6 separate regions of the Homo sapiens genome follow, and all the other regions are linked to region 2. A link is a loop called in an ENCODE intact Hi-C map of the cell type or tissue named here. Cell type or tissue: endothelial cell of umbilical vein. All regions are shown on one strand.

The links. A loop is a pair of places that touch in the nucleus more often than their neighbours do. Peaks named below come from ENCODE experiments on the same cell type or tissue, not always from the same donor. Only the 100,000 strongest peaks of a DNase experiment are listed, where the experiment ranks them.
Region 1: it touches region 2 in a loop (2.8-fold over the local background); 3 of 110 quality-filtered maps call a loop at or near these places.
Region 3: it touches region 2 in a loop (7-fold over the local background); 5 of 110 quality-filtered maps call a loop at or near these places.
Region 4: a loop joins it to region 2, with 13 times the contacts of the local background. A loop is called at or near these places in 110 of 110 quality-filtered maps.
Region 5: it touches region 2 in a loop (10-fold over the local background); 30 of 110 quality-filtered maps call a loop at or near these places.
Region 6: a loop joins it to region 2, with 4 times the contacts of the local background. A loop is called at or near these places in 6 of 110 quality-filtered maps.

What each region holds. Positions count from the first base shown.
Region 1 is chr7:39,648,709-39,653,708 of GRCh38, forward strand. All of the region lies in intron 1 of RALA (RAS like proto-oncogene A), which reads left to right. Among named protein-coding and RNA genes, the nearest start is that of RALA, 28 kb to the left of the region's middle. In endothelial cell of umbilical vein, no CTCF peak of the experiment used is centred here; no DNase peak of the experiment used is centred here.
Region 2 is chr7:39,577,847-39,582,846 of GRCh38, forward strand. It overlaps a transcript of YAE1 not described here. Among named protein-coding and RNA genes, the nearest start is that of YAE1, 14 kb to the left of the region's middle. RefSeq lists enhancers at 2,452-2,531, 2,552-2,601. In endothelial cell of umbilical vein, a CTCF peak has its summit at 2,751 (motif pointing right); a DNase peak (open chromatin) is centred at 2,785; H3K27ac peaks cover 529 bases.
Region 3 is chr7:39,894,335-39,899,334 of GRCh38, forward strand. LOC101928688 (a long non-coding RNA gene) reads left to right here. Exons shown (of 9, transcript XR_001745176.2): 9 at 3,363-4,904. Among named protein-coding and RNA genes, the nearest start is that of CDK13-DT, 53 kb to the right of the region's middle. In endothelial cell of umbilical vein, a CTCF peak has its summit at 2,190 (motif pointing right); a DNase peak (open chromatin) is centred at 2,197; H3K27me3 peaks cover 1,464 bases.
Region 4 is chr7:39,743,604-39,748,603 of GRCh38, forward strand. All of the region lies in intron 1 of LINC00265 (long intergenic non-protein coding RNA 265), which reads left to right. Among named protein-coding and RNA genes, the nearest start is that of LINC00265, 13 kb to the left of the region's middle. In endothelial cell of umbilical vein, a CTCF peak has its summit at 2,789 (motif pointing left); a DNase peak (open chromatin) is centred at 2,758.
Region 5 is chr7:40,049,623-40,054,622 of GRCh38, forward strand. All of the region lies in intron 7 of CDK13 (cyclin dependent kinase 13), which reads left to right. Among named protein-coding and RNA genes, the nearest start is that of MPLKIP, 82 kb to the right of the region's middle. In endothelial cell of umbilical vein, a CTCF peak has its summit at 3,071 (motif pointing left); DNase peaks (open chromatin) are centred at 209 and 3,029; H3K27ac peaks cover 355 bases.
Region 6 is chr7:39,686,525-39,691,524 of GRCh38, forward strand. RALA (RAS like proto-oncogene A) reads left to right here. Exons shown (of 5, transcript NM_005402.4): 2 at 107-257; 3 at 3,858-4,066. The coding sequence starts at 144. Among named protein-coding and RNA genes, the nearest start is that of LINC00265, 45 kb to the right of the region's middle. RefSeq lists an enhancer at 2,306-2,600. In endothelial cell of umbilical vein, no CTCF peak of the experiment used is centred here; a DNase peak (open chromatin) is centred at 2,287; H3K27ac peaks cover 1,219 bases.

The sequences.
Region 1 (5,000 bases), 71 kb after region 2:
GTAGAGGTGACAGATTTGCCAGCCAATCAGTTGTGGGCTGTGAAAGAAGAGTTAAGAATGACTCCAAGGGGCCAGGTGCAATGGCTCACCCCTGTAATCCCAGCACTTTGGGAGGTCGAGGCAAGCGGATCACTTGAGCCCAAGAGTTTGAGACAGTAGAGGCAATAAGTCAAAATCCAGTATCTACAAAAAATACAAAAATTAGCTGGGCATGGTGGCATGCGCCTGTAATCCCAGCTACTCAGGAGGCTTGAGGTGGGAGGATCGCTTGAGCCCAGGAGATCAAGGCTGTGCTGAGCTGTGATCATGCCGTTGCACTCCAGCCTGTGCGACAGAGCGAGACCCTGTCTCAATAAAAATAAAAGAATGACTCCAGGAGTTTCAGTGTGAGCAACCTAAAGAATGAGGTTGCCATTTACTGATAGAGGGAAAGCTAAGAGAGAAGCAGGTTGGAGTAGGTTAAACCAGGCATGGAGTTTTGGACAGTTTGGAATTTGGACAGTTAAGTTGCCTATTAGACAACTAGTTTTATGTGTTAAGTAGGCAGTTACATGTGAATCTGATGTTCAGGGGAGAGATGAAATCCAGAGATATAAATTTGGATGTCATCCCCATATAGATGCTATACTGAGTATTATGGTTTGAATGTTTGTGTTGCCTCCAAAATTCATGTTGAAACTTAATCCTTAATTCAACAATATTAAGAGATGGTGCCAATAGGAGGTGATTAGTTCACGAGCGCAGAGTCCTCATGAATGAGATCAGCAACTTTATAAAAAGGCTAAAGGAACTAGCTAGGCCCTTTTTTGCTCTTCTGCTCCTTTTCCTAGTGAGGACACAGCATTCGTCCCCGCTGGAGGATGCAGCAACAGGGTGCCATCTTGGAGCAGATGATGGTCCTCACCAGACACCGAACCTGCTTCAATTTGGACTTCTAGGCCACAGAACTATGAGAAATAAATTTCTGTTCTTTATAAATTACCCAGGCTTACATGTTTTGTTACAGCAACTCAAACAGCCTAAGTGAACTCATGAAAGGAATGAATGTAGATAGAAAAAAGAGGCCCAAAAAGAGATGGATGGAAAAAGAGAAGCCATAATGACTTTGGAAAACCAGGTGATTGTGGTATCCTGGAAACCAAATAAAGAAAATGTTTTAAGAAAGAGGGAGTGATGATCTGGGTCAGCTGCTACTGATAAGTGAGGTATAACGAAGATTGAAAATTGACTGTTGGATTTAGCAGTGTGGAGGTGACCTTAACAAAAGCTTTATATGAGTAGGCTTGGGAGAGAATAAAAGGAACAGAATTGGAGACAGTGAGTTTGAGAAATGAAGTAGGGTTGAGAGTTTTTGTTTTATTTTTAAGATAGAAAAAAATACATTTGAATCCAGTAGAGAGGAACAAATTCATGGATGAAAGGGGGAGAATTTCTGGAGCAGTCTCTGTTGAGTTGGCTAGAGGGAATGAGATCGGCATGAGTGGAAGCATCGGGCTTACTAGGATCTTGATCAGTTTCATTTATAGCAGGGGTTGGCAAACCCCAGCTCTGGAGCCAAATTCAGCCTGCTGCCTGTTTTTAAAATAAAGTTTTGTTGGAACATAACCTTGTGCATTTATTTAGGTATTGTCTGTGACTGCTTTCAAACTATGGCAGCAGAGTTGAGTAGTGCTGCAGAGAAGCCTAAAATATTTACTAGAAAGAGTTTGCCAACCCTTAGATTTACAGTAACTGAAGAAAAGATAGGATGAAATATGAGTGGGAGAGGGGAAGAAATAGGTATCAAATCTAGGGAATTGAACATTTTGAAGAAGGTAGTAAGACCCCTTTTCTGGTTTTGGTCAAACCACATAGAAAATCAGAACTTTGAATTTAGACTTGCAGTCTCGGTGCTTTTTCCTAAGGCGGGTTCTTGGAAGGGGCCCTAGTCTCAAACTGTAAGCTAACTATATAGTTATCTATTGGGGCTGTGTTATAAATTACCAATATCTTAGCTGCTTAAAACAACAAACATTTATTACCACAGTTCCTGTGGGTCAGCAATGTGAAAGCAGCTTAGCTGGATGGTTCTGACTTAGAATCTCCCATGAGGCTGCAATCAAAGTGTCAGCCAGGGCTGCAGACTTCTGAGACTTGGCTGGGTCTAGAGAGTCGGCTTCGTATCTTATTCATGGCTATTGGCAGGAGGCTTCAGTTCCTTGCCACATCAGCCTCTCCTTTGGACTAGTCATAATGTGGCTTCCCCTGTAGAAAGTAATGAGACAGAGTGCCCAGGACAGAAGCCTCAGCCTTTTATATCCTAATCTTTGGAAGTGACATGCCTTTACTTCTGTATCGTAGACAGTCCCCGACTTAGGATTTTTCAGCTTTACAATGGTGTACCATCATTATGTTTTTCACTTTCAACCCAGTATTCAATAAATTATATGAGATAGTCAACAAACACTTTATTATAAAATAGGCTTTGTGTTAGTTGATTTTGCCCAACTGTAAGCTAATATAAGTCTTCTGAGCATGTTCAGGGTAGGCTAGGTGTATTAAATGCATTTTCGACTTATGATGTTTTCAACCTAACAATGGTTTTGTTGGGATGTAACTCTATTGTATGTTAAGGAACATCTGTATATTTGTCACACAGACCGACCCTGGTACAACATAGAAGCCCACATAAGGGCGTGAATACTAGGATGTGTGGGGATTGTTGGAAGCCATCTTGGAGGCTCCTCACCACACTGATCCACTTGAGTGTCTGCAAAACTCCGTGTCATGTGACCAGTGTTTCTACAATTGCTGAAGCAGCTATTTGTGACAGTTTGATTATATTGGAGCCTAACCACAAATATTTTAAATATTTTTCCTTTTTCACTAAGCTTTTTTTTTTTCCTGATTACAAAAGTAACATTTGTGGTAGAAAACTGGAATACAGTTAGGCAGAAAGCCCTGGAAGTTAAACATTTTTCATATTCCCTTGTTCAGATTACTCTTAGTGAAATTTTATTTTGCTATCTAATTTTTTCATGTTTGTAGTAATACATATCTGTTCAAAATAAAGTTAATATATAAATGCTGTTTGTAAGCAGCTTTTATTTTCTGAACGTTTTTCAGTGTTATTCAGTACTCAGTGTCATTTTTAAACGACTGTTTTATGGTTCATGGCTATCCATAATTTTTTACTATGATGAATAATGTTACAATAAATATTCTTATCGCTAATTTTCTATGGATAATCATGACACTGATAGCCATTGTCTCAGTCCATTTCCTGCTGCTAGAGCAAAGTACCACAGACTGGGTAATTAGTAAAGAATAGAAATTTCCTTCTCATATTCTGGAGGCTGGGAGGTTTAAGATCAAAGTATCAGCAGATTCAGTCTCTGGTTCCAAGATGGTCCCTTATTGCTGCATCCTCTAGGGAGGAGGAATGTGGTGTCCTCCTATGGCAGCAGAGCAAGAGAGGGTGAAAGGGCAAGGTGAAAAGTGATGAACCTGTCCTTTTATAAGGGCACCAATCCCACCCATGAGGGTGGCCTCTTATGGTTTACTCACTTCTTCAAGGTCCCACATCTTAATACTGTGGCAATGGCAGTTAAATTTCAACATGAGTTGGGACAAACATTCAAACTGTAATAGCCATTCCCCACCCCATATCAATTCTTACTAATAATTCACATACAAATTCACCAAAAGTAATAATTGTAGGTATAAGTTTTATGATATTTGCATTAGTTTTTAAACAGGACCATAGTAGGGCTTCTAGGGATGAAGGTCCGTTGGTTTTATTGGGTTCTCAAGGATGACTAGGATATTCAAATCCTCAGTTAATTTGCAAAAATTGTTCAGTTGCTGTAATCATAGGAGTAACATAAACCTGTTGGAGTGGATATAAGAATAAAGCAATTCTAATATTCCTCAGACTCCTAAACTTCATAATACCTGTATAAGGTAAGAAGCAAGAAAAGTTTTACAGAGGTTTGCTACTTTCTAGAGTGATTTTAGTAAATGCCTATCAGAGGATTTGAATTTCTTTGTAGTCAAATCTTGATGTAGTTGAATTAATTAATTTTATTATTATTATTATTATTTGAGATGGTCTGTTGCCCAGGCTGGAGTGCAGTGGTGTGATCTTGACTCACTGCCACGTCTGCCTCCCAGGTGCGAGCAATTCTCCCACCTCAGCTTCTCAAGTAGCTGGGATTACAGGCATGCACCACCATACATGGCTAATTTTTGTATTTTTAGTAGAGATGTGGTTTTGCCATGTTAGCCAGGCTTGTCTCAAACTATTATTATTGTTAGCCAGGCTGGTCTCAAACTATTATTATTATTATTATTATTTTTTGAGACGGAGTCTCACTCTGTTGCCCAGGCTGGAGTGCAGTGGTGCGATCTCGGCTCACTGCAACCTCCACCTCCCAGGTTAAAGCGATTCTCCTGCCTCAGCCTCCTGAGTAGCTGGGATTACAGGCATGCGCCACCATGCCTGGCTAATTTTTGTATTTTTAGTAGAGATGGGGTTTCACCATGTTGGTCAGGCTGGTCTCAAACTCCTGACCTTATCATCCGCCTGCATCAGCCTCCCAAAGTGCTGAGATTACAGGCATGAGCCACCACGCCCGGCCTATTATTATTGTTTTTTGAGATAGGGTCTTGCTCTGTCACCCAGGCTGAAGTACAGTGGCACAGTCATGTCTCACTGCAGCTTTGACTACCTGGCTTAAGCCATTCTCCTACCTCAGCCTTCTGAGAACTGAGACCACAGATGTGTTCCACCATGCCTGGCCAATTTTTAAAACATTTTTAGTAGAGATGAGACCTTGCTATGTTGCCCAGGCTGGTCTCAAACTCCTGAGCTCCTATAATCCTCCTACCTAGTTGTAATAATTTATTTAGAATAATTTATTTAGAATTTATTTATTTAGAATAATTATATGAAGTGTCACCTCAGCTCAGCAGAATTCTCCCTCACAATTCCATTTTATTTTTTAGGACCTTTTTGAACA
Region 2 (5,000 bases):
AGCCAGCTGGGCTCGTGAGTCTAGTTGGGACTTGGAGAACCTTTATGTCTAGCTAAGGGATTGTGAATACACCAGTCAGCACTCTGTGTCTAGCTCGAGGTTTGTAAACACACCAATCAGTGCTCTGTGTCTAGCTAATCTGGTGGGGACTTGGAGAACCTTTATGTCTAGCTAAGGGATTGTGAATACACCAGTCAGCACTTGGTGTCTAGCTCGAGGTTTGTGAATACACCAATCAGTGCTCTGTGTCTAGCTAATCTGGTGGGGACTTGGAGAACTTCTATGTCTAGCTGGAGGATTGTAAATGCACCAATCAGCACTCTGTGTCTAGTTCAAGCAGCGCTCTGTGTCTAGCTAATCTGGTAGGGAGTTGGAGAACCTTTATGTCTAGCTAAGGGATTGTAAATACACCAATCAGCACTCTGTCAAAACGGACCAATAAGCTGTCTGTAAAACAGACCGATCAGCTCTCTGTAAAATGGACCAATCAGCAAGATGTGGGTGGGGCCAGATAAGGGAATAAAAGCAGGCTGCCCAAGGGTCTAGTTGCAGGCTGCCCAAGGGTCTAGTTCCATGTTGTGGAAGCTTTGTTCTTTTGCTGTTTGCAATAAATCTTTCTGCTGTTCACTGTTTGGGTTTGTGTTGTCTTTGTGAGCTGTAACACTCACTGCAACGGGCTGCAGCTTCGCTCCTGAGGCCAGCGAGACCACGAACCCATTGGAAGAATGAACAACTCCAGACGCGCTGCCTTATGAGCTGCAACACTCACCGCGAAGGTCTGTAGCTTCACTCCTGAAGCCAGTGAGACCATGAACCCGCCAGAAGAAAGAAACTCCGAACACGTCTGAATATCAGAAGGAACAACCTCCGGACACACCACCTTTAAGAACTGTAACACTCACCGCGAGGGTCTGCAGCTTCATTCTTGAAGTCAGTGAGACCAAGAATCCACCAATTCCGGAGACTACATCGTCATACACCAGGCTAAACAGTTACGTTAATATAATAGCATTTACCAGTCATTACAAATTTTACAATGAATAAGTTAATATTACAATATAGCAAAACTTTAAAAAATACAAAATTATGTTTTAGTATAGTTTCCGCTACTAAGAAAGTGCAGAAAGAAACTACACAAAGGCAAAAACTAGGTGAAAACAAACCAAGATGTTAGTTTCTAGCAGGATCCCTGGTGCATAGTTCTAATAACAGTAAGGAGCTGGAGGAAAAAGAGAGGGGAAGTAATGGTTAACGCAGGCAGTGTTTACTATATGTAGGCACTATATTCTAAAAGCTTTACATATATTAATTTCTTTAATCCTCATAATAGCCCTCTCCTGCAGAGCTGCTTTTATGCCCATCTTAGAGATTAGGAAATCGAGGCACCAAGAAGGCTAAGTAATGTGTCCAGTTTGTAGCTACTAAATGGCCCACTTGAGATTTAAACCAAGGCAAGCCTGGTTCCAGAGTGTGTACTCAGGGTGGATGCTTACTAAATAATAACATGGTAGCAGTGACTGTGTTTAGTAGGGGGACTGTGAGCTATGTGTTTACTTTGCTGTTAATTTCTATTTTTCTATGAGAGGCCGAGGTGGACAGGTCACTTGAGGTCAGGAGTTCGAGACCAGCCTGGCCAACATGGCAAAAACCCATCTCTACTAAAAATACAAAAATTAGTCTTGTGTGATGGCAGGCACCTGTAATCCCAGCTACTCAGGAGGCTGAGGCAGGAGAATCGCTTGAACCCAGGAGGTGGGGGTGCAGTGAGCTGAGATCACGCCACTGCACTCCAGCCTGGACAACAGAGTGAGACTCTGTCTCAAAAAAAAAAAAAAATCCTGCTTTTCTGCATTTTTCAAGTCTTCCCCAGTCAGCAAGTATTATTTTTATTTTAAAAATGTATGTAATAGCCGAGCTACGTGTCTATAGCTCACACCTACAATCGCAGCACTTTGGGAGGCTGAGTTGGAAGGATCACTTGAGCCCAGGAGTTTGAGACCACACCAGCCTGGGCAACATGGCAAAAGCCTGTCACTACCAAAATAATAATAGCCAGGCATGGTGGCATGCAACCTGTAGTCCCAGCCTCCTGGGAAGCTGAAGTGGGAGGATCACCTGAGCCCAGGAGCTTGAGGCTGCAGTGAGCTGTGATCGCACCACTGCACTCTAGCCTAGGCAACAGAGTGAGACCCTGTGTCTAAAAAAACAAAAAAAGCATAATAACCAACAGTTATAAGGAACAAAAAATTTACCAGATTTGTTTGCTATACATGTAGAAAAAGAGATGGTCCCTGCCTACTCGAGGGGAGAATATTATGTAGAAAGTGGTTTAGCACATATACTAAAGGAGAAACTAAATTCTCCTCGGACTTCTTAGACTTTCTATCCTCCAAACGGGAAGATAGTTTATGTCACTCATTTTGTGATGATGTGTCTAGCTTTTACATATTCCTATTCAACTGAAAGGAAGGGTGTTAGCTCACCACTCACATATGTGCATACTGCTGCAGATCTGCCAAAAAGAGCCAAGAGTCCTCAGTGTGTAACACTCCGTTTTCTTGCCCTATAAATAGTCTGCTCTTTCCAAAAAGAAGATCAAAGTACTAATCAGAACTACCTACAGATTGAGTTCTGCGGAAGTTGAATCCTGGTGCTTTCATGCATGTGTATGCAACTCACCACTGAGAGAGGCCTTGGACCTTTGGATCCTCTTTCTTTCGAAGAAGCTGTTGAGTTAGTTCAAGGCCACTAGGTGGTGCTCGTGCACCCTGATAAGTTAGCACGTGTTTCATTCCTTGGTAATGTGCCCTTTGCTTAGACCTCATGGTCACAAGTACAAGAAGCTAGTGATTATCCCTAAAGCTATACCAGACAGATTGAGCCATTTGTGAAGTTGGGTGGATGAGGAGGGCTTTTGGGGTATGTCGACAAATAAGAAATTAGGATCCTCCTGTTCTTGTTTAAATTCTAGGCTGAGAATTTTTCTAAATCAAAATAACTGATCATAAGAAAACCTGTTCAAAAGAAAAAAGCACCTTTTTTCCAAAGCTCTGAGGCCTAAAAGTAAACACCTAGAACCCAAAGCATGCAGCCTTCAATCAGAAGCAATGTAAAATTCTAACCTCACCTGCAGGAAGCATCTCTACTTGCCAAGCAGGACTGCACCTAAACTGTTTCAAACAACACTTGCAGTTCATCTCTTGATCTCACTCTCTCTTTTTCTCTCACACACACAAACACAACTTTTCAGGATGTAAACATAGGGAGAGACAACAACTTTGTTAACCTACTCAAATATATCACAACTCTTCTCTTTTTAGTCAACAAATCGACAACCAACTAGGTTTTCCTCTCATCAAATACAACTCTAGAATAGTTAAGCCTGTTTCCTTATTAATGACATAGTCATCGTTATCTATGTAACATGGCTTTGTTATTTATAAAAGAAATATATGGTTCTAGATAGATTTTTAAACACAAAACAAATGAGTTGTCAAATTGCTTGTAATAATGAAATATGAGAGATTTGACAATAGTATAATGATAGCTTTTGCCAATAAAGCAAAATGACTGAAATTGGGGTATAATGTAAATAACCTGAAAATAAAATATCTTCTTTTTCTTATTTGGAGGCATTGCAAAACACCTTTCTTCCAAAATCAGATTCTGAAATAACCAAAAACTCTCTAACCTGTAATTAAAAATTACACCATGGAACAGCAAATTATTATTAACAACTAACCACCCTGGCACGGTGGCTCATGCCTATAATCCCAGCACTTTGGGAAGCTGAGACAGGTGGATCACTTGAACCCAAGAGTTCAAGACCAGCCTGGGAAACATAGGGAGACCGCATCTCTACAAAAAATACAAAATCAACCGGGCATGGTAGTGCACACCTATGGTCCCAACTACTTGGGAAGGCTGAGGCAGAAGGATGGCTTAAGCCCAGGAGTTCAAGGCTGCAGTGAGCCGTGATCCTGCCACTGCACTTCAGCCTGGGTAACAGAGTGAGACCCAGTCTCAAAAAAAAAATAAAAAACAAGAAAATAACCATAAAAATAGCTTTTTAAAAAGTAAAAGTTAATTTTTTTTTTAAGAGATGGAGTCTCACTCTGTCACTAAGGTTGGAGTGCAGTGGTACAATTACAGCTTATGGCAGCCTCAATCTCCTGGGCTCAAGCAATCCTCCTGCCTCAGCCTCCCAAGTAGCTGGGACTACAGGCACTACACCAGCTTCTGAGAACTGTGTCTGTAGGTAGTTCTGATTAGTACTTTGGTGATATTCTTTCTGGAAAGATCAGACTATTGATAGGACTATACCATGCCGGGCTAATTTTGTTGTTGTCATTTTTGTTGTTGTCATTGTTGAGATAGGGCCTCACTGTGTTGCCTGGGCTAGTCTAGAACTCCTGGGCTCAAGTGATCCTCCTCCCTCGGCCTCCCAAAGTGCTTGAATTCTAGGCATGAGCCACCATGCCCAGCCAAAAAAAAAATTAGTTAAAAATAGTTATTTTAACTAACCATATAATTTTAACCTATCAGCTGTTTAGAAATGACTGCAATAGAATTGAATGTAGAAGGAAAACTCATTTAATTCATTTGTAGAAGCCAATTAAAAGTATTTTCATTTAAAATCACATTGTTTTGTCATTCAAGCTGCCAAACGATATATTATTAGTCTGTGATTTTTATCTTATAGGCCAATATGAGGTCTGTATGATGTCTGAAATCTGTCACAATGTTCACTTATGACCCACCCCATTTGTCAGCTTAGAGAGCGTTTTTTATTTCTGTCAGTGTGCTGGAACAAAGGATGGCCTTCATGAAAGGTAGCAGAAGCACTGAGGTCAGAGATGGGATTTCACTCAGCTACTCATCAGAGACCTTGCCTCTTTAGTGTGAACATGATACTTCTGACCTCATCACAGGTTGCTTTGTCTCCAAGGAAGTAACCAGGGACAACTTGAGAAAGTCAGGCAAAGTAAGTTGCCATTGAC
Region 3 (5,000 bases), 320 kb after region 2:
CCCACCTTTCCAGACCAAACCAATGTACATCTTACATGTATTTGATGTCTTATGTCTCCCTAAAATGTATAAAACTAGGCTGTGCCCCAACCACTTTGGGCACATGTTCTCAGGGTCTCCTGAGGGCTGTGTCACGGGCCATGGTCACCCTCATTTGGGCCAGAATAAATCTCTTCAAATATTTTACAGGACTTGACTTTTTTTTGTCAACATTGAACAGTCTGTAGATGGCTGGTTCTGGGGCCTGAAGTCTGCAGGGCAGGTCCTCTGGGGATGAGGATGAGGATGGATATGAAGTGGAGGAAAGCAAGGATAAACTGGGACTCTTGAGCCCAAAGCTGGAGCCAGAGGACAGATTGGAGCCCACATAGGTCTTTTAGAAAGCTTCCAATTTCAAGGAAGTAGGTGTCCTATAGGGAAAGCTAGAGCCTTCCACTATGGAACCAAACATACATCTGGCCCAAGAGTCAGAGAAGCTGAAAGAGGCTCCAGCAAAATATGGAGGAGCTGTGAGCCACGGGCTGCCACCAACAAGGTGAGCCAACAGAAAAGCAACAACACGAGCATGTGCTGGGATGGTAGCTGGAGCCTGAGCCAGTCAGCTGAGCACAGAAGGGATACAGCTGCTGTTTCACCTCTGTCTTCCAAATTCCACCCAAGATGTCTCTTGTGGGCCATGCCAGCCTGGAACTATGCAGGGAAGGGGATGCTGGGAGACATTGTTCCAGCTTAGCTCAACTGCTGCAAGCCCAGGCCACACACTTGGGATAGGACGCCCTGCTCTTGCTGGGGAATCCCCTCCATTCTTTCCCTGGAAGTCAAACTGAAGAAAACAAGCCTCCTGCCCAGGGAATTTCTTTGCTTTCATGTTTGCTTTGTTCTCTGTTTTAGTGCCACGGTGGATGTATTCCCTGCTGCCAACTTCTAGTATGGACACCTGGGTGGGTGCCTTTGCTTCTCTTCAGAACCACCCACACCTTTCTATCCTTGGACTCTCCTCCCCAGAGGGGTCATTATCCCAATCAAACACAGTTATGATGAACAGAGAATCCCTGACAGTCACCAGGGATGTCACATAAATGACAGTGTAGTTATGTCTACCACACTGTTTATTCTTGATCTGTAGGATAAGTCTAGAACCAGTTACTTTTATTTAAATACTTTAACACTTGGTGATGGCATAATCTAAGTCAGTGGTTGTCAAACTTTTGCCTGTGGCAGAATCACCTGGAATCCTCTGATTCACATTTTGATTTTCTTTTTTTGTTTTTCTTTTATTGAGACAAGGTCTGGCTATGTTGCCTAGGTTAGAGTACAGTGGCTATTCACAAGTGCAACCATAGTGCGCTGCAGCCTCAAACTTCCGGCCTCAAGCTATCCTCCTGCCTCAGCCTCCCAAGTAGCTGGGACTGCACTGTATACACCGCAGCATCCAGCTCCATCCCAAGTTTCTGATTCAGGTCTCTAAAGGGGCCTGAGAACTTGCAGTTCTATCAAGTTTCCAGGGGATGATGATGACATTGGTCTAGGAGCCACACTTTGAGAACCACTAGCCTTGAGGTTAAGAGGACAAACTTCCAGATCAGACTCCATGGGCTGGACTCCCAATTCACTATTCGTTTGCTTCATGACCATGGGCAAGTTACTCAATATCCTCATGCCTCAGTTTCTTTAAATGTAAAATGAGGACAAAAATGGCACCTACTTTTGGGGGTTGTAGTGAGACTTAAATAAATTAATCCACATAAAGTGTGTGTCCATAAAGCACTATATTCATGTTTTATCCATAAAATACTCTATCCACATTAAGTATGGATACAACATACAGTAAACACTCAACAAATGTTTGCTATTGTTTTAATTCAGCATATGTTTTGTGAGTAAGTGACTATGTAGCAAGTGCATATCGAGTTCTAGATTTACAGATCTTTCACACTCATAAAGGCTGAGTCTAGAATACACAAGTCTTTGATTTAATTTCTCAGTAACTGACATTTTCTTGTCTCTTCATACCTGTCCCCCTCATATGTCTCCAATGATTATCATTGAGCTAGGAAGCACAAGCAAATGCATTAGGAAAAAAGTATTATGATAGAAATACAGCAAGTGTCAGCTCTTTTACAAAATATTATTCTAATGGAAAAACTAGCTTTATGGCAAAGTTTCAGTTTAATTTCCTAATTGTCCAGTGGGTGGCAGCACCACACGGGAATTTCGCAGAAGCGTATTGAATTCCCATTCCCAATCTTCGGCACCAGGCTGGCTCTTTTGCAATTTAAACTCCATTTCCTGGGTCTCAGATGCTTTCCTGTCTTTGTTTACTTTTTTTTGAGAGAGAGTCTTGCTCTGTCGCCCAGGCTGGAGTGCAGTGGCGCGATCTCGGCTCACTGCAACCTACACCTCCCAGGTTCAAGCGATTCTCCTGCCTCAGCCTCCCTAGTAGCTGGGATTACAGGCACCTGCCACCACGCCCGGCTAATTTTTTGTATTTTTAGTAGAGACAGGGTTTCACCATGTTGGCCAGTCTGATATCGAACTCCTGACCTCAGGTGATCCGCCTGCCTCAGCCTCCCAAAGTGTTGGGATTATAGGCGTGAGCCACTGCGCCTGGCCGAGTTAAATCTTTATACACATGTTAAATGATTTCCTTTGGATAAGTTCTTATTACTATAATTGCTGGGTTAAAAGGTATACTTGGCTGGGTGCGGTGGCTCACAGCCTGTAACCAGGAGATGGAGGTTACAGTGAGCTGAGATTGTGTCACTGCACTCCAGCCCGTGCAACAGAGCGAGACTCTCTCAAACAACAACAAAAGGTATACTGTACTGTACATATCTTTAAAGCTTCTGACACTATTCTCAATTATATGGACAACGCTGGATATTATAATTTTAAAACTCTCTGCAGTTCTTATAAAATAACCATTGTGTTTAAAATGTTACATTAAAATTGGTTTAAAATGGTAAATTATTGTTTTTCTTTGCTTTCATGGTATATTTAACTTTCTTAGTTTATAACTCGATTTTGTTTCAAGCTCTCTATTGATTAAATGGAACAAAATAAAATTAGTTAAATGGAATTAAACTAAATAGAATTCAATTGCCAGTTTCTGTGTGCATATATCCTTCCAGAGGTATTCTATGCATTTTCCACACAATACACATTTTTCTACTCCTTGCATTTTCATATTTGTTCTTTTTTTTAAAAAAAATCCTAGATTGACTTAAAAAAAAAAAAAACTCTTCTTAACACATGTCACCTGTTACTTAAGCCTCATAATGGTGACAATAACCCAATTTCTTAAGCAGTAAGTTATTTTCATTGCCTTCTTTTCCTTTCTTGTCATTTGTCTTTTCCTCCAGATGGAATAGTAGGAAGTCAGATCCTGAGAGTCCTGGGGACCCTGAGGAACAAGCTTGCTCACATCTGTGTTTTGTGAGCAGGAAAGGCTGAACACGAAGGCCCTGGGCCGAGCTGCAGAAGTCTCTCCTCTAAGATCTGTTGGCAGAGGTAACAGGTAAGAAATGACAGATTTCTCCTTGTAAGGAAGTCCCAATCTCTCCTCCTCAACCCCAAGTTTCATTTTTCTCATTCATCTCTCCATTTCTGTTCAACAATGCTTTGCATGTAATTGACACTATACAAATGCTTGTTGAATGAACAAATTAATACACAAAAATATCAATGAATAAATGCCAACCCCAGAAATATCTGGTTATGCCTGTTTGAATAGTCCTAGAGACTTTCATCCATGTGACTGGCTTACTGTGAACCATCAATGACAATGTAGCACAAATGCTAGCGGGATACGGAGGAGTCTTTTCCTGTTAGAGCTGGAAGAGGCCCTAGAGCTTATCATATCCCAAAGTCCCAAACCAGTGAACGCTAGCAGAGTATACTTATTTACCATGCATAATCTTGTTGCTGCTGATGTTGACTGTTACTTTGGAATTAGTTACCAACATAGAAAAATTAGGAGACTTCACAAAAAGTGATTCAGGGGCTGTTTGGGGAAAAAAACTAGAAAATAGCTACAGAAAATAGCCTGGGCTGACTAGTTGCTGCCCCTCTTGCATTCTATTTTATTAGTGTATTTATTCTTCTTGGTCTTCTTTCAAGAATGGCTCCCATTTTAGATGGAGTGTGTTCTATTCATTTAATGCAGCTCCCAACCACCCCCAGTGCACCTGATGCATAGACAGGACCTGTCCAGCCCTGGTAGCAGTTGCATTTGTGATGCCTAATTTAATCCTATGCCACTCCACTACCCTTTTTTCAATAAGAAAACTGAGGCCCACTCAATTTGCCTCCCTAAAAATGTGTCTGATTTGGGTCTCATTCCTACATTGTCTTCCATCCACTGCCATAGTAAACACTGAAAAATACAGATGTAACAAGGTCACCCTTCTGCTTAAAATCCTTCGGTGGCTCCTTACTAGTTTGGAAGATCCCAGTCTTCTTGTCATGGCTAATGAGACCTTTCAATGCAAAGCCTACTTTACCAGCCTTAACTCTGACAACGCTAATAAGCCAGCCACACCAAACATCTTCAAGTTATTTTACTCTGCCATATCGTTTTGTGCCTCACTATCTCTGTCTATGCTGATCTCTTTGCCTGGAATGCCCATCCTTATCATTTGTCTGACAAACTCATGCACATTCGGCACTTAGCTCAGGCACCTGTGATTCTGCCCTGCCAATGCCTCCACCCTCCTCCTACTTCTCCTCCTCCTCCATCATCTCTGAGCCATAGGGCTAAGCTCACACCTCTATTTATAGCTCTTAGAACAGTCAGTTATAACTTCCCTACTAGAGTATGTGCTCCTTGAGGGAAGAGACCACAGACCATTCATTTTTATCTTCTGCATTTTTTCCCAGTGTTCAATAAATGTTGAATAAACAAATGATTATCTTGCTCCAGGTGACTTTGTTAGTGACCTAGCTGTGAGAAAATATGGTCTTCAAGTTTTAAAGGAATCCTTTAAAGGTTTAAAAAAAGT
Region 4 (5,000 bases), 170 kb after region 2:
TGTCCTGATGTCCCATCATTCCAAGCACTCTCCTCCCGGAAAGCCATTGTGTGGCCCAAAAGAGATAGAGCATCTGAAAATGATTTTTAGACAAAGGCCAGACAGGTTGAGGATTGTAACTAGGTCGGTGACTTCCTGAGGTCCCTCAACATCTGGACATGCTGGAGGTAGGGGGCTCTAACTGTGGGGCCCATTGAGAAGGTAGAGGACTTGCCCAAAATGAAGACATTCCTGAGGCAGCTGGGGGTGACCTTTGAGATTTCATTATTCTGGCCTGCCCATAGTTCAAAATTTGGCACTAGTTTTCATGGAAAAATGCTGTCTGCCTCAGCCATGAGACCTCTTTCACTGTCTGCAGTTCCGCTTCTACCTGGGCCCAGCTGAGCCAAACTTAGCTCCTGAACACAGGTGGGCCAAGCCACTCCGTGGCTCAGAGATAGGGTGTCCATGTCTCCCAATTTGCCTGTGACACTCCTATTTATGCCTGTTGTCTTTTTTTTTTTTTTTTTTTGAGACCAAGTCTCACTCTGTCGCCCAGGCTGGAGTGCAGTGGCACAATCTCGGCTCACTGCAAGCTCCCCCTCCATGGTTCACGCCGTTCTCCTGCCTCAGCCTCATGAGTAGTTGGGACTACAGGAGCCCGCCACCACGCCCGGCTAATTTTTTTTGTATTTTTTTTTTTTTTTAGTAGAGACGGGGTTTCACCATGTTAGCCAGGATGGTCTCGATCTCCTGACCTCGTGATCCACCCACCTTGGCCTCCCAAAGTTCTGGATTACAGGTGTGAACCACCGCGCCCGGCCGCCTGTTGTCATTAATACTGCCCCGTTCACTCTCCAAAGTGTCACAGTTTGAGCGATAAATTATTTGATCTCCTTATTCAGAATCCTTTCTGCTATTCTCTCAATAGTTTGCAAGATTTGGCAGCCAAGGTTTGCAGAGCAAGGTTCCAGGGACATGACACTGGTTCCTAAAAAGGTAAAAGGAAGAGAGAGTGCAGGAAGGGTCTAAAGCTTTCAACCCAGTGTGGGAAAGACCCAGGAGGCAATAATGCCTGCTCTGGTTCTCTTCCCACCTTCATGGTCACCCTCATTTGTTGAGCTCCTGCATTGCCTCTCCAGGTAGCAGGAATCCAGATACATAAAAGGCAGTGCACTGATCTCATCCGGTGATTAGGAGGAAATCGAACATTCATCCCACATGAGGAACATTTACTGAGCTCTGCCTGGGGCCAGGAATCCAAAAAGAACTTCAGAGAGTAAATAAAGAATTATAATAGAGTGAGGTGAATGCTGTGAGGTAAGCTGAAGGTGTCACAGGAGCCCAAAGGAAGAACTTGCTCACTTTTCCTGTAAAGAGGGTGGGATGCATAATTGGAAAGATGTCACCAAGGAGATGTGTGAGCCTGGCTCTGCAGACAAGACAAGGTATCAGGTACCTCTAAGTGGGGGCAGGGAATTCTCAGCTTTCAAGAGCCAAACAGCCACTATTAGAAGCATGTGTTGGCCAGCAGCAGAGACCCAGGCAGGCAGATGAGGAAGATGAGTTACTTCCCCAAGGGTGGGGCTGGTGCTCCTTCAAGCCCTCCCTCTTAGGGCCAGTTTGTGCCAAGACCTGAGCAGGGGTTGGAGCTGAAGGTCAGCAGCAACTATATGGCCTGCAGAAGAGAAGGGGTGGGGCTGAGTCAGATACACATTTATCTGATATCAGTTCAATTTCCCGGGGGGCAGGGTGGAAATATGGGCACAGTGTGTCCAGGCAGAGAAGCAGAAAACATGGGCCCCAAGGCACTGGTTTATGCCTGACCACAGGGAAAGGTTTAGAAACAAGCCCTGCCTAGTCCACTCCTCCACCCCCCTCCACCCGCCATGATTTGTCCAACGGCTGGCTCCATTTGGCAGTATGCCCCGAGGATCTGGATGCTGAGGATGACTTAGGTTCCAGGGTCTGGCCAAGGTAACCCAGCACTTCAGCCTACATCTTCAGCATCACTGGGCAGGCTTATTAAACACAAGATGCTGGGCCCACCCCTGAGTCTCTGATTCAGCAGGTCTAGAAGGGGGCCCCCTAAATTATGCTTTAACAAGTTCCAGGTGATTCTAGTCCAGGGACCATGTTTTGAGAACCACCAAGGTAATCCAAGCCGGGTATCCTCGTTGACCAGGGGCCCTGGAGATGCTGCCTGGGGCTAAGGCAAGGGCACTGGATTTGAAAGCTGAGGGTTCTGGTTGCGGGCTGGCTCAGGCTACTCGGTTGCCACATGTATAAAAGGGTAATTCTGCATCTTAAATAAGACCTTAGATGTGAAAGCCCTTTGTCAACTGAGAGGTGAGATTTGATGTCAGTTTTTTTACATGCAAACCTAGGGCTGTAAAGTTTGCTCATTTCTCCTAAAATAATTATGGCTGTGGTCTGAGGACCACACGTACAACAGGATCCTCTGGGAAGCTTCCTAGAATGCAGACTTTGCAGCTCTAAATCTTGATGTGGACCCTATCATCACATTTACATTTTCAACACATCTTCAGTGATTCTTGTGCACCCCAAGGAATTTGAAAACCACTTGCTTATGCTGGGGCGGTAGTGAGGGATGGAAAAAAGCTGTTCTTCCGTTTTCTGATCTGCTGTTGGGCCAGGAAGATCCCCCGCCCTCGCCCTGAAGTTTCCTTGCTGCCAGCATCCTTTGGGAACCTCTCATCTCAGGAAGGCTGCCTCTCTGCCCCGTCATTTTCCTCCTGGCTCCCAGCTGCATGCAGGCGCCACCTCCTGGCAACATAGTTCTTTCACTCTTTTTCTCCTGTTGTGTTAATCAGATCCTCCCCACATTAAGTGTTGAGAAAAAGAGCCTTTCCAATGTCAGAAAGAAATGTGATTCTCTTATATTTGAGGGGTTTCGATGCCTCCTTAAATGTCTTCACTTCTTGTGATTTTACTATTCCACTCTCTAAAAAACAACAACAATTAATAAATATATATACGTTTAATTCTTAGTTTTAATTTAATTTTTTTTTTTTTTGAGACAGAGTCTCCCTCGGTTGCTCAGGCTAGAATGCAGTGGTGTGATCTCAGCTCACTGCAACCTCCGCCTCCCAGCATGCACCACCACGCCCAGCTAGTTTTTTTGTGTGTTTTTCATAGAGATGGGGTTTCAGCATGTTGGCCAGGCTGGTCTCCAACTCCTGATCTCAGGTGATCCACCTGCCTCAGCCTCCCAAAGTGCTGAGATTACAGGCATGAGCCACTGTGCCTGGCCTTAGTTTTAATTTTTAATACAGTAAATATCAACATATATATCTCACATAAACAAAAACATTTTGGGGCCGTGTGTGTGTGTGTGTGTGTGTGTGTGTGTGTGTGTGTGTGTCTGTGTGTGTATGTGTGTATTTTTTTTAACTCTAGGTGCTAACCTTAAATAATTCTCCTCTGGGCCAGATGTGGTGGCTCATGCCTGTAATTCCAACACTTTGGGAGGGTGAAGCAAGAGGATCATTGGAGGCCAGGAGCTTGAGACCTGCCTGGGCAAGACCCAGTTTCCGCACACACAAAAAAGAAAAAATTAGCCAGGCATGGTGGCAAGCACCTGTGGTCCCAGCTATTTGAGAGGCTGAAGTGGGAGGATCACTTGAGCACAGGACATGGAGGCTACAGTGAGCTATGATCACACCACTGCACTCCAGCCTGGGTGACAGAGTGAGACCCGGTCTCTAAAAACAATAACAATAATAGTCCTCTGTATATTTTAAGAGAACAAAGGATTCTAAGACCAAAGAGTTTGCGAATCACTGACTTATATATTTATAAAATGGAAACAAAAGTCTCACACTACAATAGTCATCCTTACATCATACAATGCACCCTGAGGCTTTCCTTTCTATTCCATTTTATTTCATCCTTTTAAAAGTACTGATGCTGGCCAAGAAAAGTTCATTTGCGATAGCTTAAAAAGCATTCAACCAAAGTATGGGAACAGTATGTAATTTTCTGGGGTCCACTTTTTATTTAAGTTAAATGTTGTTATTTAAATTTAAAAAGTGCCTAAGGCCACATTAGCCTTAGGATCATGTTCTTTCTTCTAAACAGAGCTGAATTTACCATGCAGTTAGTGAAGCTCAGGTTCAAGGCTCCTGACTTTCACAGGCCCCTCCTGGACCCTCTACCTATTTTTTACCTATAATTTGGCATTCTTTTCTAAAAGATCTGTATCTGTAATCTGTATAAACTTCAGGCCCCACAAAACCCAGATCCACACTTGCTACTAAACTATATTTTTTTCTGTATATAAGCTGGAATGTATTAAAATAACGTAGTTTTTGCTTGCTTTTCTAATTAGAAACAATGATAGTTAATAGTCAATTTTTCTAATTGAAAAAGAGCTGCTGGTTTGCATTAAGTCTCTTTGGTTGAGGAAAGAAACCCACATGAGTTAGTTATATTTCAAGGAAAAGGGAGCTGACTTTAAGGACACATGTGCACTGGAACTACAGAATCATCCAGAACCAGTCTGTTCCTTTCCCCCAGTGGTCACAGGCTCTCTTGCTCACAGCCTCTCTGCTGCTTTCTTGTGAATCTGTCCATTCTGTCCTCCTCCCTTTATGGCTAAGCCTCTTCATACTCATGAGTTGCACATGGCCCACAGGAGACTTTTGCTAGCTCTAATGGTGAATTAGCCCAGTCTCCCTCTATTTCCTAACTATCAGTTCCTCAATGAGGAATCTGATTGGCCCAGCTCAGGTTTCTAAGACATGCCACATCATAGATTGCTGGCCAGTCTGATATAGGCCACCCTTGGATCAAGTGCCCAATAAGCCATAGCTATGGAGAACAGGGTCGTGTGGTACCAACCTTAGTCTGTAGACAGGGCCTTATCCCTTAGAAGAGACTAGTCAGCAACAAGCTCAGCAAACCATCAAACTGATCTGAATTCAAACTTTGATTTTTTGCTCCATATATTTAGTTGGATTTAATATTAATTAATTTATTTTTTCAAGAACCAGAGTCTC
Region 5 (5,000 bases), 470 kb after region 2:
AATTTTCAAGAATACATTGTTATTAAGTGTAGCTGCCAAGTTGTACAATAAATCTCTTGAATTTACTTTTGTCTAACTGAACTTTTATATCCTTAGGCCAGCATCTTCCCCCCATACTCCCTATGCCCCGTATCTGGTAACTACCAGCTCTACTCTCTACCTCTATGAGTTGAGGTTTTTTAGATTTCACGTATAAGTGAAATGATGAGTTATTTGTCTTTATGTGCCTGCCTTATTCCACTTAACACAATGCGCTTCACGTTCATCCATGTTGTCATAAATGACAGGATTTCCTTGTTTTTTAAAGACTTGAATAGTATTTCATTGTGCGTATATGCCACATTTTCCTTTTTTTGTTTTGTTTTGTTTTTTTTTGAGACAGAGTCTCACTCTGTCGCCCAGGCTGGAGTGCAGTGGTGCAATCTCAGCTCACTACAGCCTCCACCTCCGGGGTCCAAGTGATTCTCCTGCCTCAGCCTACCGATAGCTGGGATTACAGGCCACATTTTCTTTATCCGTCCATCTCTTAGTGGACGCTTAACGTTGATTCCCTATCCTGGCTATTGTGAAGGGTTGAGTGACTTTAAAGATCAAAAAATGTTAGCAGAGCCAAGGGTGTATAGTTAAGTTTTCAATTCGCAATTTTTTATTCTTTCTGTCATATATAATAGTGCCTCTTGGTAGAAGTTGAAAGGAAAAATTGGTCTGAACTGTACTTAATCCAAAACTTAACTTGAAGTATATTTTTTTCTTCTGCTGTTTAAGAAGCATATGTATTTTATTTTATTTGAGACAGTCTCACTCTGTCGCCTAGGCTGGAGTGCAGTGGCGTGATCTCAGCTCACTGCAACCTCCGCCTCCCGGGTTCTAGCGATTCTCCAGCTTCAGCCTTCCGAGTAGCTGGGACTGCAGATGTGCACCACCATGCCCAGCTAATTTTTGTATTTTTTAGTAGAGACAGGATTTCGCCATGTTGGCCAGGCTGGTCTCGAACTCGTGACCACAAGTGATCTGCCTGCCTTGGCCTCCCAAAGTGCTGGGATTATAGGCATGAGCCACCATGCCCAGCTGAGAAGCATATATATGACTAAATTAATGTGGCTATTATTTTGGGCAAGTTCTGGTTAATTAAGAATTCTATCTGCTAAGCTGGTTGAGATTTCACTGTAGTTAGATTTTGCTTAATATAAGTTTGTGTCTGTTGTTAATTATGTAAATCCTTTCCTATGGAATGGAAAACAGCTAATTACCATTTTAATCTAATAGATTCTTGTTATGCAGATATTTGTGCACATTTGGAATAGATATGTTTCAGAAAAGCTGATTATAAAGCCAAATTTTATATTATGAGGCTTAATTTTCCCATTGATTTTCATTTTAAAATATAATTTGGGTTCCATTGGAGTGCCGGGGTGTGGTGTGTTCACTGGGCCATGGTCCCTGTTGCCCTGCTGGATTGATGTAGAAATTTTGAGTTTAGAGAACCAGAGTTTTAAAGTCCCATAACTTTGCATCTTCAGGTAATGTATACTGAATTTTTCTGCTCAGTTAAATGTATAAGAGGAAAATTCAGTCTGTCATTTTGTTTTAAGAGCAAATATCCTATCATTATGGGGTTTATATACTCCTTTAAAACTTCTCTTTTTTTTTTTTAAGAGAATAATTCTGATTTCTTCAGAATCTCCTGGAGAGGTAGTATTAATATAATGGAATACCTTTAAAATACATATGTTGCTCTAGTGAACCTTAATAACTGTGATTTTAAAAGAAATCTACCTTTAACAGATTTATTGTATTGTCTCAAATTTTCTAGATATTTTTTGAGATAAATATGTAACAAATGATTTTTCATTCATATTTCTGCTTCATTATAAACAGAGAGCCAGGTAGGGCCTTACTGTAATACTCATGCAAGTATAAAGTCACTTTGAAGTGTTTTTATTTTCTAAGTAGTTAATATAGATCGAATAACTGAATTGTTCAAGAATTTTGTGTAAGGTTTTTTGTTTGTAAATAGAGCAGTTTTCAGCTTACAACTGTAATAGCATCAACCACAGCTCTCATTAGATTTTGGATGTTCCTTTTTTGAATTTGAGGAAAGCTGGGTGGAGTTACAGCTAGTACTTGGGGGTCTGTGACCAATGTGGATCTGCTCTTCATGTGCCTATTGAAGAAAGAAAGAGAACCACTGGATTAAAATTAGAGGGGAAAATGATTTCTTAAATTTCAGTCATTTTCTCATTTTGAACATTGGGATTTATACTTTGTCCCATTCTGCATTGGGAATTTTAAAACTTGAGAATAGAGATTTTTGCCCCATTTCTTCATTAACTGTTCATCTTTTAGTATATGGTTTTTTAAGTATAGTTTTTCTGACAGCTACAATGTTTCCCTCTTCTTAGTTTTTATTTTACCAAGTCATTGCTCCAGTGGTTTTCAAAAGGATGGAGTATCTTTCTCTCTTTATGTGACCGTCCTGTATGAAAAAAAGTTTTCCATATTAATTGAAACTAGCCTCATTTTCTAGAGAAGAAACTATAATGTGACACTTTATTTGTTTATTTATATTTATGAGACGGAGTCTCACTCTGTCACTCAAGCTGCAGTGCACTGGTGTGATCTCGGCTCACTGCAACCTCCGCCTCCTAGGTTTAAGCGATTCTCCTGCCTCAGCCTCCTGAGTAGATGGGATTACAGGCACCTGCCACCACGCCCAGCTAATTTTTGTGTTTTTAGTAGAGACGGGGTTTCACCATGTTGGCCAGGCTGGCCTCGAACTCCTGACCTCAAGTGATCTACCCACCTCTGCCTCCCAAAGTGCTAGGATTACAGGTGTGAGCCACTGTGCCCAGCCCTGAAAAACGTATCTTTAATAATATTACTATGATCAAAATGAAAGTTTTTTAAACAATAACCAGAAAGCATACTACATTTCCATATGATGATCCAGTAAGGAGAGAGAAGGGAAAAATGAAAAGGGCCTTAGAGCATTAGCTCACTAATACCACCCTCCCAAAACGCACACACCTTTTTGAAGGCAGTATCGCCATCTAGTGGCTTTTCAGAACATTGTTATTGAAAGCAAAACTAAATTTTCCTAAAGTTGAAGGTATTAATGAGAGAGGAAGATAGTATTACCATATTTTATTCTTTTGTGTTTTATGTTCCCTAAAACATTGACTGCATTCATGATAAGTGCTTGGTTGATGCTGATCTGGGAGAAGGTGATCTTCATCTGGAGGATCCTCCTGATGCAGATGAGTGCAGGGAGCTTTGGGGATTCTAGGTAATGAAAAGGATCTTCTGAGAATCACTAGACAAGATTGGAACCATGGTAATAAAAAAATTACTAATAACAGATGAATGACAATAAATAATATGATTAAACAAGCTTCAGGAAAGGAGATCTCATTTAGATCATTGACTTTTAACTGTAAGATCAAGATTAAATTGTTCTCCCTTCAACTCTAATGGAGTAGTCTTCATTTTTGAGCATATAAAGTGGAAAGAATTCCCCCCTCCTTCTGTTGGGGGTATATCATCCGAGACATTACTGCTGAATACTTACAAAACTGAATTCCAATCCTTGATCTTTCTTCTGGTCTCCAGACCTTTTGTTTATTGGAAATCTCTACCCAGGTGATTTGGGTACCCTAAATTAAACCTTGTTACAAAACCTATCTATTTCATTCCCCAGAAAAATGTCTACTCCTTTTCCTTTATTTCCCGTTTTAGTTAAAGGTTTCCAGTCACCTCATATAGGCCATTGTAAATAGAATTGTATTGGTTTTTCTGTCCTCTGGTCTTTCTCCCTTATGGTCTTCTCTTCTGCCATTCCAGCCCCCCTGATAATAGCAATGTTGAACTATTTGTAGTTCCCTAAACTTGCTGTGCTCTTGAATGCCTTTGTGAATCTACATAAGCTGTTTCTTTTGTATGTAATTATACTTCTCACCTGAGTTTGACAAATTTTTTTTTTCTTTCAGTGTGCAATTCAGGCCCTACCGCCTTTGAAATCTGTCCTGAATCCCACAGGCATCATTGGGCACATCTTCTTTTATGTGTTTAGAGTATATTATTCATTCTATGTATTATTTATAGTACATGATTATAATTTATATTACCACCATTTTTCTTTTTTTTTTTTAAGAAAAAGAAGGGAAAAGGAAAGAACAAACTTAACTAACGTTTGTGTACATCACTTTATTATACATAGTTTCCTTTCACAAGAATTATTTTAAAAGAAAGTTGAGATGGATGATGTAGGTATCATTCTTATGTACATTTTAAAGTTACAGAAGTTTAGAAAATTTAAGTGCATTTGCAAGATCACACAACCAATAAGTAGTAGAGCTCAGGATCTTTTGACAGAAAGATTATTTTCATTATATGGGAGTGCTTCTCTGGTAAGACTCTGAATTCAGCCTTGATTACCTAGAAGTATCTTCCAGGTAGAGAACTCTAGGGGCCTCTCAAGTCTGCTTTAGAGGTACCATTAGGCTGATGGCAATTTTTAGAGTTCTTTTTTAGTAAAGGGTCTGCTGAATTTTGCTTTTTGTCTTTGCATCCTCCAAATATATTTTTGACAAATGAGTTATGCTGTAGGTTTAATCTTCCAGCAGATTAGGAAGTTATGTGATATTTCTACTTTTGAATCTCCCTTTGTCATATTGGATTTAATTATATTTTAAGCAGTTTGAAAGCTCTTGAAATATCTAATGAGAAATCTATAAACAAAAAATATTTTGATAGCAACAAATATTTAAAATTACCTGTAATTTTTCCCATGAAAGTTATATTAAAGTCTGATGACTTTTTTTTTTTTGAGATGGAGTTTCGCTCTTGTCTCCCAAGCTGGAGTGCAATGGCGCAGTCTCGGCTCAACCCAACCTCTGTCTCCTGAGTTCAAGCGATTCTCCTGCCTCAGTCTCCCAAGTAGCTGGGATTACAGGCACCTGCCACCACACCCAGCGAATTTTTGTAATTTTAGTAGAGATGGG
Region 6 (5,000 bases), 110 kb after region 2:
ACAGATTGAAAACTAGTATATTGAACTCTAAGGACATATCTCTTTCTTACACTGGAATTCTAAAGAAGAATGTACTGAGCATTACTTATTCTTTCATTCTTCTTAGATTCTTCTTAATCCTTTGGTGAAAACTGAGACACAAAATGGCTGCAAATAAGCCCAAGGGTCAGAATTCTTTGGCTTTACACAAAGTCATCATGGTGGGCAGTGGTGGCGTGGGCAAGTCAGCTCTGACTCTACAGTTCATGTACGATGAGGTAAGTGCTAATTTTATAATGGATCAAAGTTTAGGCTTTCAGAGAGTATTTCCCTAGCTTAGTTTTGGTGCTATTTTGTATGGATTGTTTGAATCCTTGAAATTACTAATAATTTTTTTTTCATTTTTGTGTTTAGAGCCATCTGTACATAACTTGATTTTACAAATCAGGAACTTATGGTCCTTAAAAACCTCAGGCTTTAAAAACAAAGCTAAACTAAAAACAGTACGCCTTTTTTTAGTAATCTAACTTTAGCTTTTTTGTTTTTAGGTTTTATTGGCGATTCCTACCTTTAATTAATAGAAGTGGTGTGTATAATACTTAAGAGAGACTTGAGGTTAACATATATAAAATATCTTTTAGGCTGGGCACGCACGGTGGCTCACGCCTAATCCCAGCACTTTGGGAGGCCAAGACAGGCAGATCACAAGGTTAGGAGATCGAGACCATCCTGGCTAACACGGTGAAACCCCGTCTATACTAAAAATACAAAAAATTAACTGGGCATGGTGGCGGGTGCCTGTAGTCCCAGCTACTCGGGAGGCTGAGGCAGGAGAATGGTGTGAACCTGGGAGGCGGAGCTTGCAGTGAGCCGAGATCGCGCCACTGCACTCCAGCCTGGGCGACAGAGCAAGACTCCATCCCAAAAAAAAAAAAAAATTCTTTTAATAAACTTGATGAAAAAGTCGTTTATTGTGTGTTTGGCATGGCACTACATTCATCATTAAGCAGGCCAAGTCACTAAAATTTATAATTACCACACAGGTTACAGATTTGTATGCATGTATTCATATCAGACTTCATCATCCCTGAGTTAAGGTGTAGCCTATATATAGCAATATAGTCTTTCCCTGCAGGAATGTTATCAAGTCTTAATGATTTAAGAGTTGGTAATCCAATGTAAGCATTTATCCTCACTTCTGTTTTCTCCCAACAAAAGCCAGGTTTTATGGTTGCAGACAACTTAGTCCTCGTAACAATCTTGTGTGGGAGATGGTGATATCCCCATTTTACAGATGTGAAAACAGAACCTCAGAGAGTTACCCAGCTTACCCAAGAAAAGTGATCTGTGATGAGCAACAAAGTGTTAAACCTAGTCTTTTGACTAAAAATATCCCTACAGATTTTTCCCACCCCATGTCTTTATCTCTTTTTTTACCTTTTATTTTTTTTAAATAGAGACCAGGTTCTCACTCTGTTGCCCAGGGCGATCCTCCCACCTTGGGCTCCCAAAGCTGGGATTACAGGTATGAGCCAGTGCACCCAACCCCCCATGTCTTTTTCTGTTGCCTGTGTCTCACCATTCTTTTTACACACATACATAAAACCCTTAAATCTGTCAGTTGCCATGCTTGTTAGTGAGCGAATTAAAAAGTTTAGGGAAGGCGTAGGCTGGAGAATCACTTGAGGCTAGGAGCTTGAACCAGCTGGCAACAAAGTGAGACCCTGTCTCTATGAAAAAATTAAAAAATTAGCTGGGCGTGGTGCTGCATGCCTGTTTTCCTAGTTACTTAGGAGGCTGAGGCAGGAGGATCATTTGCATTGGAGGTCACAGTGAGCAATGACTGTGCCACTGCATTCCAGCCTACACAACAGAGCAAGACCCCTGTCTCTTAAAAAAAAAAAAAGTTTGTGGAGAGTGGATTGAAATGGTACTTTAAATGAAATTACTGATTTATTCATTGAATTCTTTGTTTCATACTGTTTATTTAAGAGCTAATCTTCTCTCAGACTAATCCTTAAATCAGTCTCCTCTTGACAATAAGGAAGCCAAAAGTAAGAATATTCACATGCCTAATTTTTTTTTTTTTTTTTTTAAAGATAACGTCTTGCTCTGTTGCCCTGGCAGTGATGCAGTCTCAGCTCACTGCAACCTCCACCTCCCAGGCTCAAGCGATCCTCCCATTTCAGCCTTCCAAGTAGCTGAGACTATAGGCATGTGCCACTATGCCCAGCTAATTGTTGTATATTTTTGTAGCGACGGGGTGTATCCGTCTGTTCTCACACTGCTATAAAGAAGTACCTGACACTGGGGTAATTTATGAATAAAAGAGATTTAATTGACTCACAGTTCCACAGGCTTAACAGGAAGCATGACTAGGAGGCTTCAGGAGACCTGCAATTGTGGCAGAGGGTGAAGGGAAAGCAAGTGCATCCTCACATGTTGGGACAGGGGAGGGAGAGAGAGAGAGTGTGAGCGAGCACACGCGAGCAAGGGAGGAAGTGCCACACACTTTAAAAACCATCAGATCTCGTGAGAACTCACAATCTTGAGAACAGCATGAGGGAAATCTGCCCCCATGATCCAGTCACCTCCCACCTGATCCCTCCCCCAGCATTGGGAATTACAGTTCAACATGAGATTTGGGTGGGGACACAGAGCCAAACCATATCACGGGGTTTTGCCATGTGTCCCAGTCTGATCTTGAACTAACTCCTGGGCTCAAGTGATCCACTCACCTCAGCCTCCCTAACTGCTGGCATTACAGGCATGAGCCACCACACCCAGCCCACATGCCTAACTTGTAATGAATGACTAAGCACATTAATAGCATGTAAATGTGGTGGAATGTTATTTAACTTTTACAGTTACAAATACACTGTGTCCATTTTTAAAATAATTATTTATTGAGTATCTCCCATGTAACAGGCACTGTTATAGGCTTTAGAGATATAATGATGAATAGCATATGCAAGGTCCCTGCTCTGAGGGGTTAAATTCTAATGACAAGATACAGTCATAGCAAATAAATAAGAATGTATCAGATAATGAAAATATTTACAAGAGCTAATAAAAAACCCACAAATGTCTGTGTGTAAATGAATACATGCTAACAATGATATCAAAAGATAGGCCGGGCCTGGTGGCTCACACCTGTGATCCCAACACTTTGGGAGACCAAGGCAGTAGGATTATTTGAGCCCAGGAGTTCAAGACCAGCCTGGGCAACATAGTAAGGCCTTGTCTGCGTACATATACACATACTTATCATCTGCCTGCCTACGGTTTATCAAGGTATATTAAAGTGAGATTTATGGGGCTGACGATAGGAGTGGGAATGTAAAGTTGTTGAATTGTACTATTTAAAAAATCAAAAGTTTGGGAAGAAGTCTCATAAAGTTTAAGATTTGACTTTCTGTTGAGTAGTGTAAATCACTTTATTGACTTAGTTCATTTTAGAAAAAGAAAGGATTTAATGATACTTTCAGTGCTTACCAAAATATTGACCTTTAAGTTATTTCCACAGTTCTAGCATGAAAATTTATATTCAGAGTTACATAGAAAAAAGACTATTATAAATTTGGTAAAATATATGTGTAATAGTTTTTGCAGGTATTGTGTTTTAAGGAAGAAAAGCTGTTTTCAAGCTGTAAACAGCCTAGAGGTAATAACTCAGCCCTCTCTGTTTGCAAATGAGGAAACCAAGAAATTGTCTAAAATTAAAATTAGTGTAGTTTTTACCATTGGAGGAATCTGGGCAAAGGGTATACAGAACTCTTCTTGTACTATTTTGGCAGCTTCACATGAATTTATAATTATTTCAAAATAAGTTTTGAAACGTAATAATTAAAAAATTGGTGTGTTTTTATCTTTTCTAGTTTGTGGAGGACTATGAGCCTACCAAAGCAGACAGCTATCGGAAGAAGGTAGTGCTAGATGGGGAGGAAGTCCAGATCGATATCTTAGATACAGCTGGGCAGGAGGACTACGCTGCAATTAGAGACAACTACTTCCGAAGTGGGGAGGGGTTCCTCTGTGTTTTCTCTATTACAGAAATGGAATCCTTTGCAGCTACAGCTGACTTCAGGTATGTCCTAGAGTAATGTTGTTGCTTGTGACATACTATACAACAATTTCTTCCCCAGAAACAAGTAGACAACTAGAGGTTCTAACTTGTTAGTCTTTTACTCTGTCTCTAATTGTGTTTATTCCCTTTTTGATATCAGTATATGACTCTCTCTACTGTGTTATGTACACACAGTTAGGATACTTTGCATAGTCTTACAGCTCTCCCGGTGTCACCTGTATTGGAGTTTGATTTTGTGACAGCTTCAGTTACCCAGAGTCTCTATGAGTTACTGAAGTATTTCTCTTTAGTGTAAACTACTACTGCCATAACAGTTCATACTTAGAGCACATAATGGAGCTTACTCAGGTTTTACATCTTTCTCTGTTAGTCATGGTTTCTTAGCACCTATGTAATGCTCAGTAGGCACGTTGCCATCCTCCTCAAAATATAGATGCCCTGATAGCACAGACTGAATTTTTTGTTTCTTTTTCTTATTACATGGGAACCTTCAGAATGAATGAATTTTTAATAGAAATAATATCTCTGTAGATGGGCACATTAGATTGTTATATAATATTTTTTATTATTTATTGTTTAATTAAAATCTGGAATCCATTTGGTTTTAGAGGAGGTGGTTTTGGTGAAGGGGAAAGAGGTGCTCCTCTATATTTAAGAGGTATTTGGCATAGAGTTCTTGCGTGGTCTTGCAAATACTACATGCATAAATCAAGTGTTCTTTAATTAAATGATACATATTTTTATTTCTGTGTGAAGTGTCTTACTTGATTATGGAGGACAGAAAAGAAGCATGCAATGTATCCTCTATTTTCAAGATTCACACAGCCTAGATGAATATATAAGGCATTTAACCAAGAGCAAGTTAGTGACAAAGTAGGAACATGGGCAGTGGTTAGTGCAGAGGATCCGGGAGGGGAAAGAAGCTGGGAAACCT